3 separate regions of the Homo sapiens genome follow, and regions 1 and 3 are each linked to region 2. A link is a contact called in ENCODE Hi-C or POLR2A ChIA-PET data. All regions are on one chromosome and are shown on one strand. Each heading gives the region's core, a stretch centred on a gene start or an enhancer-like site at or near the end of the contact. The rest is flanking DNA. Distances are from core to core; before and after follow the strand shown.

Region 1 (2,700 bases), core at 160-2,659, 1.7 Mb before region 2:
GTGAAGCGGATGCCCTTCTCAATGTAGGTGGGCCTCATCCAACCCCTTGAGGGTCTGCACAAAACAAAAGACAGAGAACAGAGGAATTTGCTCTCTTCCCCCCTTTCCTCCATGCTTGAGCTGGGACATCTCATTTCTTCTTCTTCTGCCCTGGGATTGGGATTTACATCATCTGTTCCCCTGGTTCTCAGGCTGTTGGAACAGGAGTGAATTGTAACACTGGCTTTCTTGGGTCTCCAGTTTGCAGATGGCAGATCTCAGGGCTTGTCAGCCTCCATAACTGTGTGAGCCAATTCCTCAGATAAATTTCTTCCTGTGTACATACCCTGTTGGCTCTGTCTCTGGAGAAGCCTGTCTAATTCACATGTGGTGGGCAGGGATGGTTAGCTGGCTGAGCTCCTCCCTTTCCTCACTCCATGTTGTCCTGTGCTCTCCCTGGGCCATTGGGGTGACAGAGGGGAGGAAGGGAGGGAGGAGACGCAGTGGAGAGGATGGAGGAGGTTTGCTGGGGAGTGCAAGGGGCAGTAAAGGGCAGCAAAGGGCAGCAAAAGGCAGCTGAGCTGTGTGGGAGGCAGGGAGTGGGAAAGCAAGATGGCGGCGGGAGGTTGAGGGATGTGGTGGGAGCTCAGTCCCCTTGTGTGGTTGGAGACTTGCAGAGCTGGCTTGATTATCCTCAAGTCCCCTTTGGTCCCTGGGCAGCAACACCCACGAAAAAGTGCTGATTTCCCCAGACCATGGTGCAGCTACCACCCACTGAACCAGGGTTGAAGCTTTTATACTCAAGGGAGAGTGGAAACTTCTAGAATAGGGAACAGCTTGGTGAGCAGGTAAATATGGGCAGGCAACATTTCCGAGAGTGGGTGTGCAGATGGTGGGCAGTGGGGGGGAGGCACACTATTTTTTTTTCCCCAAAAGAACTAACTCATTCCTTAACTCATTCCTTAGAGAAAACTTCATGAAAACAGAAACAACGATGCTCCCAGAATCACAATCATATGTTGGATTTACTCACTTGAAGCTTCTCTCCAGATGTGGTTAAGGAAATATGACAAATAGACCTTGTTCTGATTTTTACTTTCTCTAAAGAACTAATATAGCTGATGGATTTATGATGAGAAAGCCATTAACACCATGAGCTGGATTCATAGTGCTCCTTGTCTCTCAAAAAATTGAGATACTTTGAAATAATAGGTATGTTTCTTTAAGAACACATTCTAGAAATTCAGGGCAAGAAGACCCTGCATCTGAAAGAACACACAAGTGGACATTCTGTGTTCAGAGAGACGAGAAGTTCCTGCCCTGGGGGACTATTTGGGTACTCAGTGTTCATAATGATAAGATTCATTTAAAAGGCAAAAACCCACAAACTAAAATGCGGTCAAACTGTTGCAGAGAGTAGGGGTGACGTACAAGGTGAAGGAAACAGAAGTTTTGTGGTTTAATAGCTGGTTTCATGATGAGTTATGGTATTTCTTCAGAAAAACTCTGCAAGCAGTTACGTGGTGCTATTAGACAGCTTTGGGAACTAATTCAGTCATGGTTTTGTAACTCATCTTCAATGGTGCTTGTTTTTTTGTTTGTTTGTTTTTGGTTCGTCTTCACAGTCACAGCCCAATATTTTTGTTTGGAGGTGGGGAGGGAGTGGGTTCCAATTATCTGCTGCTGTGTAATAAACCATCCAAAATGCAGCAGCATAGAGCTACCATTTTATTATTCCAGTTCTTCAGATTGCCTGGGGTCAGCAGGATGGTTCTTCTGCTGACCTCCTTTGGGGTCTCTCCTATTGGCAATGACTGGTAATAGGGCTGAATCACCTGGCCCTGGGACTAGGAAATGGAACATGGACAGCTGAGCCTCTCTCTTTCTCCTTGTGGCCTCAGGACTTCTCCATGTAGTCTCTCCAGCAGGTCGATGGTCTTTTAAAATCAGGGGTCAGCAAACTTTTCAGTACAAGACCAAATATTTTAGACTCTTTGACCATATAGTCTATGTCACAAGTACTCAACTCTACCATTGTAATGCAAAGGTAGCCATAAATGCCCATAAACAGATGGACATTGCTCTGCTGCAATAAAGCTTTATTTACAAAAATAGACAGTGGGCTGGATTTGGCCCATGGGCCATAGTTTGCCAACCCCTGTCTTACATGGTGGTTCAGGACTCCCAAGAGCACAAGAACAAACATTGCCAAGCTCTACAAGTTAGGCCCAGAACAGGCACAGAGTCACCTGATACACTGTTGACTAAAGTGGGTCTCAGGCTTAGTCCAGACACAATGTTGGAAAGCAGGGAAGAAAGAATGTTTCTTCCGCCCTTTTAGGTTTAGTGACTGTGGCCTGCAAATTAAACTAACAAAGGACAGATTAACAGGAGAAAAAGTATACAAATTGTATTTGATGTTAATATCTTAATTTTTGGGCTGGGCATGGTGGCTCATGCCTGTAATCCCAGCACTTTGGGAGACTGAGGCAGGCAGATCACTTGAGGCCAGTAGTTTGAGATCAACCTGGCCAACATGGCGAAACCCCGTCTCTACTAAAAATACAAAATTAGCTGGGCATGGTGGTGCACACCTGTAATCCTAGCTACTCAGCAGGCTGAGGCAGGAGAATCGCTTGAAGCCCTGAGGTAGGAGAATCGCTTGAAGCCAGGAGGCGAAGGTTGCAGTGAGCTGAGATCGCACCCACTGCACTCCAAGCC
Region 2 (2,700 bases), core at 201-2,700:
TAGCCAGGCCAGGGCTGCAAACTGCCTGGCGTGCACCCTGTGTGGTCCTGCCCCTTCATGGTGCCTTGGACACCTCGGCTTCTCACTGTGTCACATGGTGGACCATCTCCTCAAGCCCCAGTGCTCCAGTGAGCCCACCTTCCCCCCTGCCTCCAAGAAATGCAGGAGTCACTCCTGACACCATCTCTAGACACACCTTATTCTGCAGCATCACCTTCCCATCGGCTAAAGCTGGTTTCCTCCTAAACCTGTGGACTCCATCTTCTCCTCATTCCACCTTGGACTTGGGCATAGGCAGCCTTTGAATGGAGCACTGGGGCCACCCAGGGCTCACCTGTCTTTGTACAGCTCTGTAAGTCATAGATATCCGAAGGCAATGCAAATAATCCTTGTCCCTAGACGTGCAAATGGGTTCAGCCTCCTGGAGAGACAATTGACTCCCCATGGAAAAGGCTGGTATTGTGTCCGTTGGAAATTCATGTCAATATTCTTTTACTCTGTATTATTTTTTTCTTGAGGTGAAATTCACATAACATAAAGTTAATCATATTAAAGTGAATAGTTCCATGGCAGTTAGTACATTTGCAATGTTGTGCAACCTCTAGCTCCAAGACATTTCCAGCACCCCAAAAGGAAGCCCCCTAATTATCAATCCATCATGGCCCAATCCATCCCCATTCCCCCAGCCAACTCCATGTCTTTTTGTGATTCTTTGACTTCCCCTCTGAAGGGATTGTGACACCTCCTTGGTTCTCTTGTGAGTGATGATTTAATAATGTTTTTAATGCATGGTCATTTTTTTTAAGTGACCCGTTAGCAGCCATCACCCCTGGGCTGAGTGGCCAGCAATCTCACCGGATGGATGGTGCTGGTTTCCTGGGGACTTAGGCCCCTCTTGTCTGTTCTCCGCGGGATGCACCGGACTAAGGGCTCTTTTTAAAGTGAGAATCTGGTCATGGAGGGCAAGGAGGAACATTCTGTGGGCGGATCTTCCCAGTCTTGTCTGTGGGTCTGAGCCAGCGTGAGAGGCTCTTGGGTGATATGTGGAAATGTGCCCCCTTCCTGGGCTGGTCCTCTTTGCCCCTGACAGGTTGGTCAGTGAGTATTGGTTAATTATTGTGTGCTCAGTGCTTTGTAAAGCATGCGAGATGTTTATAGCTATAGAGAGGACATGGTGTCAAAAACAGAGATGCATCCAAATAAAGCAAGCAAGCTAATATAATTTAGAGCCAGCATATGCTTGCATTAGAGATGTCACTGTGGGCTGAGCAGAGAGCAGGACCCTCGCCCTGGGGGTGCTCTCCGCACCCTCCCCCCACACCCCGTGGTAACTCAGGCTTATCCAGCCCTCTCCAGGAGGCGGGGGACCCCTGCAACCCTGCCCATTTCCTAATGGACCCAAAGAATGAGGATGTGGTTTTTGTCTAGCACTCACCTCTCTGATGGTTGACCTCTGTGACTGCCTGAGTTGCTGTCAGTTTCCCCTGGGGGTGCTTCACTCTGGGGAGACCAGTGGGTTTTGAACCCTGTCCTCAGTGTCCCTGTCCTCTTCTTTGTTCCCATGATCTTGCAGGGAGAGGACCTGTTGCTGCCCTTCCTAGCTGGGGTGTTGCACCCCACATCTGAGGGGTCTCTCCTTATTGATGAACTCCTGTCTTTTCCTGTCCAGATCCTGGGCATTGGGGAGGTGGCCAGAGGCAGCCTGGCTGCGCCCTGCTGCTGGACTTGTAATGTGTTGCCCCCCACCCCCAACTGTGGCTGCCTTGCCCCTGAGGTCCTCAGCCCCACCCCAGCTGTTTATAATCATCCGAAACCCAGGTCGGAAGGCAGGATTTCCAGCCATTCCTTTTTTCTCACAGGTAGCATCTTGGTGAAATAATTCAATTTACAATTAAGTATTTTTGTTTTACATCTTCAACATGATTAGAACAAAGTGTCCTTGGTCCCTGAGAGCGTAGTGCATCTGAGAGAAGAGAGGAAGAAACAGGCTCACAGTGCGGTTTTGTGGCAGTTTTCTTGGGGGTGGGGGAAGGTGAGTCACACTCTCCATTTTTGACTGGTGTTCTGATTCTGAAATTTAAGAAAAGCACATAGAACCCCAAAAGCACGTGTCTAAGGTGGAAAGTGGAGAAAGTGCCCCCATGACTGCAAGGGTTGAAGTTAAGCCTTTGGCTCTAGTTGGCACGATTTGGTTCTTTTTTTTTTTTTGTCTGAGACGGAGTCTTGCTCTGTCACCCAGGCTGGAGTGCAGTGGTGCAATCTCGGCTCACCGCAACCTCCACCTCCTGGGTTCAAGCAAGCCTCCTGCCTCAGCCTCCCAAGTAGCTGGGATTACAGGTGCCCGCCGCCACACCCTGCTAATTTTTATATTTTTAGTAGAGATGGGGTTTCACCATGTTGGCCAGGCTGATCTTGAACTCCTGACCTCGTGATATGCCCGCCTCAGCCTCCCAAAGTGCTGGGATTACAGGCGTGAGCCACCATGCCCGGCCCACCATTTGGTTCTTTAAACACAACATAGAGACCTTGTGTTGTGAATACACTTTGGAGACTGGTTGACGCTAATTAGTTTTGTACCTCCCCACCTCTGCTGCGAAAATGAAAAAGCAGCAGCGAAAAAGGGCTGGTCATGACCTGGATGAGAAAGAGCAAGTCTGGGACTTGATCATGAAAAGCCCCCAAGTAGCCCTGCTGAACAGA
Region 3 (2,700 bases), core at 134-2,633, 1.7 Mb before region 2:
CTGTAGTTTTCTGTAAAGCACACAGGAGCTCTTTGGCCAAGTTTCAGCTCCACCGAAGTCAGCGATGAGACCGTGGACAAAGTGCCTCATGTCCCTGAGCCCATTTCTTCATTTGTAGAAGAATCCAGTAGTTCAGGATGGTTTTGAAGACCCAGTCACATTGGATGTGATCTGTATAAAAGTGCTTTATGTGGTGGTCGTGTTTTATTTGTTTCATATTTCAGAAGACGGGAAGGTGGGTCTCGCAACCATGGCTGGTTTGGAGGCATGTACAAGAACCTGGGCTCTTCACTCAGGAAAAGAGAAGTCTAGGGAAACATGGTAGCTGCCTCCAGTAGAACTGCAATATGAAACAGGTCTTCAGAGGCTTCCAGGGCGAGGGGAAACCATGCAGGGCTCCTCCCCACCTCCCCACTTCTGCTTGTTGCTCTGCGCTTGTCCAGAGACAAGAGATGTTGACTAAAGTCTATGCAGGGAAGTTACTTACACCCTCCTAGGTCCAAAAGCTGCCCACTGCCTCTGGAGTGTTAGAGCAGAAAGTGGGCAGGCATGGGCAGGGCCATTGCTGCGGGAAGTTAAGAGGCACCAGAGGACAGTTCTTCCAACTTAGACGGTTTTTGTGAAGTGAAAGCAGACTGCAGGCCTCCAGCACTGGCGCAGACTCTGACTGGTGCAGGCCTCTAACACTGGCATGGATTTAGCAGATGAGAAAGATGGGTCTCCTTACAAATACTGGTCACTAGTGAGTTGGGCCTTGAGAGACAGAGAAAACAGGTATCTGCCTAAGGTGTGTCTGGTTAACTATATTGGCCCTTGAGGTAATCTACAATTTAAGGAGTTTTAGTTCCTCTAACATTTTAAGAAATCATTCTCATGTTTGAGTGCCATGTTTATAGTACCAATTTTGGGGGCCAGGGTGGGAAGATTGCCCTGAGCAAAGCTGTCCATTTTCCCATCATCTAGTTGGTTTTCATGGAGCGGCCCACCTGCTCCCCACCTCAGGAGATACTGGAGGACTCTAGCCCTGCGGTGGCTGTGGTCAGGCCAAGGGCAGGCCAGGCTTCCTTCCTAGGCTTCAGTTCATTCCCCCATCTTGCTGCCAAGGTACCTTTAGATGTTTTGGTCCCCTAAAGCATTTAAACAGACTGTCGTGTAAAATGCTGTCTGAACAAAGTCTCCCATGAACCCACGGCACAGTGTGTACCTGAACCTCCCAAGAGAAATAGTAAAATCACCACATCATCAAGTTGCAGCTCAGGGACTACGTAGCTTTAGTGGTGATGTTTGCAGGAAAAGGTTTCAGAGAAATTTGAAAATTGGCAGGTGCACTTTCTTGACCTTTCCAAAAATAGTCTGAGTCACTTTCACTTTCAGCCTTCAAACTGTGTTGAATGAAACCTTTGTGCAGTTTACAGAAAGTGAAGAACTGTTTGGCAAGAGAGAGAAGTTCGAGCTCCTAATAGCCTCGGCTGCATTGAGTAACATTTCTTTTGAGTTGTCTATTAACACTTTCCTGAAACATGCTTTTTATGACGCCTAGAACTTGTGTAAGAGTGACTGTAATTTGAGTTATTTAAAAATGTAAGTACAAGAAATGTGTCACACGCCATAAGAGCTAGGAAATGACAGCTCACATTCATCTTGGTGGAAGGAAACTCTAATTATTGGAAGATGTGATTGGAGTATTTGTTCTTAATACCTACGGTGGCTCTGTTATATGCTTGCCTAACACCAGTATTGGCTTGCAAATAACACTGAAAAGCTCCTTTCTTTTCCTCTGGTCTTTGTGGGAAGGCATGGTATGAGTCGAGATTGCTAAACCACTCTTCTGAGAGGACTCAGAGAGAGTGTTTATCCTAGACTATCCATGGCCCTGGTACTTCTGAGTTCAGTTGTGGTGTGATCTCATTAGTCCAGGCTCAGAATGGCTCGGTAACCTCAAAACTCCAAGCCCTCGGTGCTTGCTTTGCTTCCCTAGACTTGCAGCTTATGTACGCCCACATGTGCTTCATGCGTATTAAAAATGCTTGCATGTGTAGATAGGAAGATATATGTTGACTGTCCTGAAAAACTTGACATACCTAACATTTAAAATTGTTTTGAGTTTCCCCCGGGGATAAACTAGTCTTCAAATGTAAACGTGATGAGCAGCGTAGGGGCTATGGTACCAGAGAAAAGAGCCGAATCTCGGCCCTGGTCCAGCCCTACCTCTCGTGCTCTGTCACCTGCAGCAGAGGTGGAGTGGGGGCCATGTCTGTGAGCGGGACCTCATCTTGTCTATTCCTCAGACCCACCCAAGGGCAGGGATTCCCAAAACTGCTGGTACCTGTAAGAGGTATTGTATTCTTGGACTCCATTCCATAACCTCTCATCAGGATTCTGGGTTTGGAACTCTAGAATCAATGTTGAGGAAAAATAGAACTTGGCGATTTTATTTTTCTAGATATAATTCACATACCATAAAAGCCACTCTTTAAATTGTACAATTCAGTGGTTTTTTAGTATATTCAGAGTTGTACAGCCATGACCACTAGCTAATTCAGAATATTTTCATTGCCTCCCAACAAGCCTAGTACTCATGAGTAGTCACTCCCTTGCCCATTCCCTCCACCCCCAAGCCCCTGGCAACCACTAATCTACTTTCTGTCTCTATGGATTTGCCTATTTGAGACATTCATATGAATGGAATTATATAATATG

What was found. A loop is a pair of places that touch in the nucleus more often than their neighbours do. ChIA-PET counts read pairs that join two places held with the same protein, here RNA polymerase II (POLR2A). Pooled maps may share reads with other maps.
Region 1: a loop to region 2 is called in a map with no recorded cell type, with 18 times the contacts of the local background. The contact joins two enhancer-like sites. A Hi-C loop is called at or near these places in 1 of 37 single-sample maps with no recorded cell type and 1 of 50 pooled maps. POLR2A ChIA-PET finds 5 or more read pairs at or near these places in 1 of 52 experiments (activated CD4-positive, alpha-beta T cell).
Region 3: a loop to region 2 is called in a pooled map, with 5 times the contacts of the local background. The contact joins two enhancer-like sites. A Hi-C loop is called at or near these places in 2 of 37 single-sample maps with no recorded cell type and 5 of 50 pooled maps. POLR2A ChIA-PET finds 5 or more read pairs at or near these places in 1 of 52 experiments (activated CD4-positive, alpha-beta T cell).

The regions. Positions count from the first base shown.
Region 1 is chr9:91,149,885-91,152,584 of GRCh38, reverse strand. All of the region lies in intron 1 of LINC02937 (long intergenic non-protein coding RNA 2937), which reads left to right. All of the region lies in intron 2 of LINC00484 (long intergenic non-protein coding RNA 484), which reads right to left. Among named protein-coding and RNA genes, the nearest start is that of LINC02937, 12 kb to the left of the region's middle. Within about 2 kb of position 1,409, at least 5 of the 41 ENCODE cell types and tissues checked have a DNase peak (open chromatin) inside an H3K27ac peak, as active enhancers do.
Region 2 is chr9:89,463,446-89,466,145 of GRCh38, reverse strand. The region is part of intron 1 of SEMA4D (semaphorin 4D); the gene reads left to right. Among named protein-coding and RNA genes, the nearest start is that of SEMA4D, 33 kb to the left of the region's middle. RefSeq lists enhancers at 1-501, 1,690-1,749 and a silencer at 2,260-2,329. Within about 2 kb of position 1,450, at least 8 of the 41 ENCODE cell types and tissues checked have a DNase peak (open chromatin) inside an H3K27ac peak, as active enhancers do.
Region 3 is chr9:91,206,899-91,209,598 of GRCh38, reverse strand. No RefSeq gene overlaps it. Among named protein-coding and RNA genes, the nearest start is that of LINC02937, 45 kb to the right of the region's middle. RefSeq lists an enhancer at 1,123-1,182. Within about 2 kb of position 1,383, at least 12 of the 41 ENCODE cell types and tissues checked have a DNase peak (open chromatin) inside an H3K27ac peak, as active enhancers do.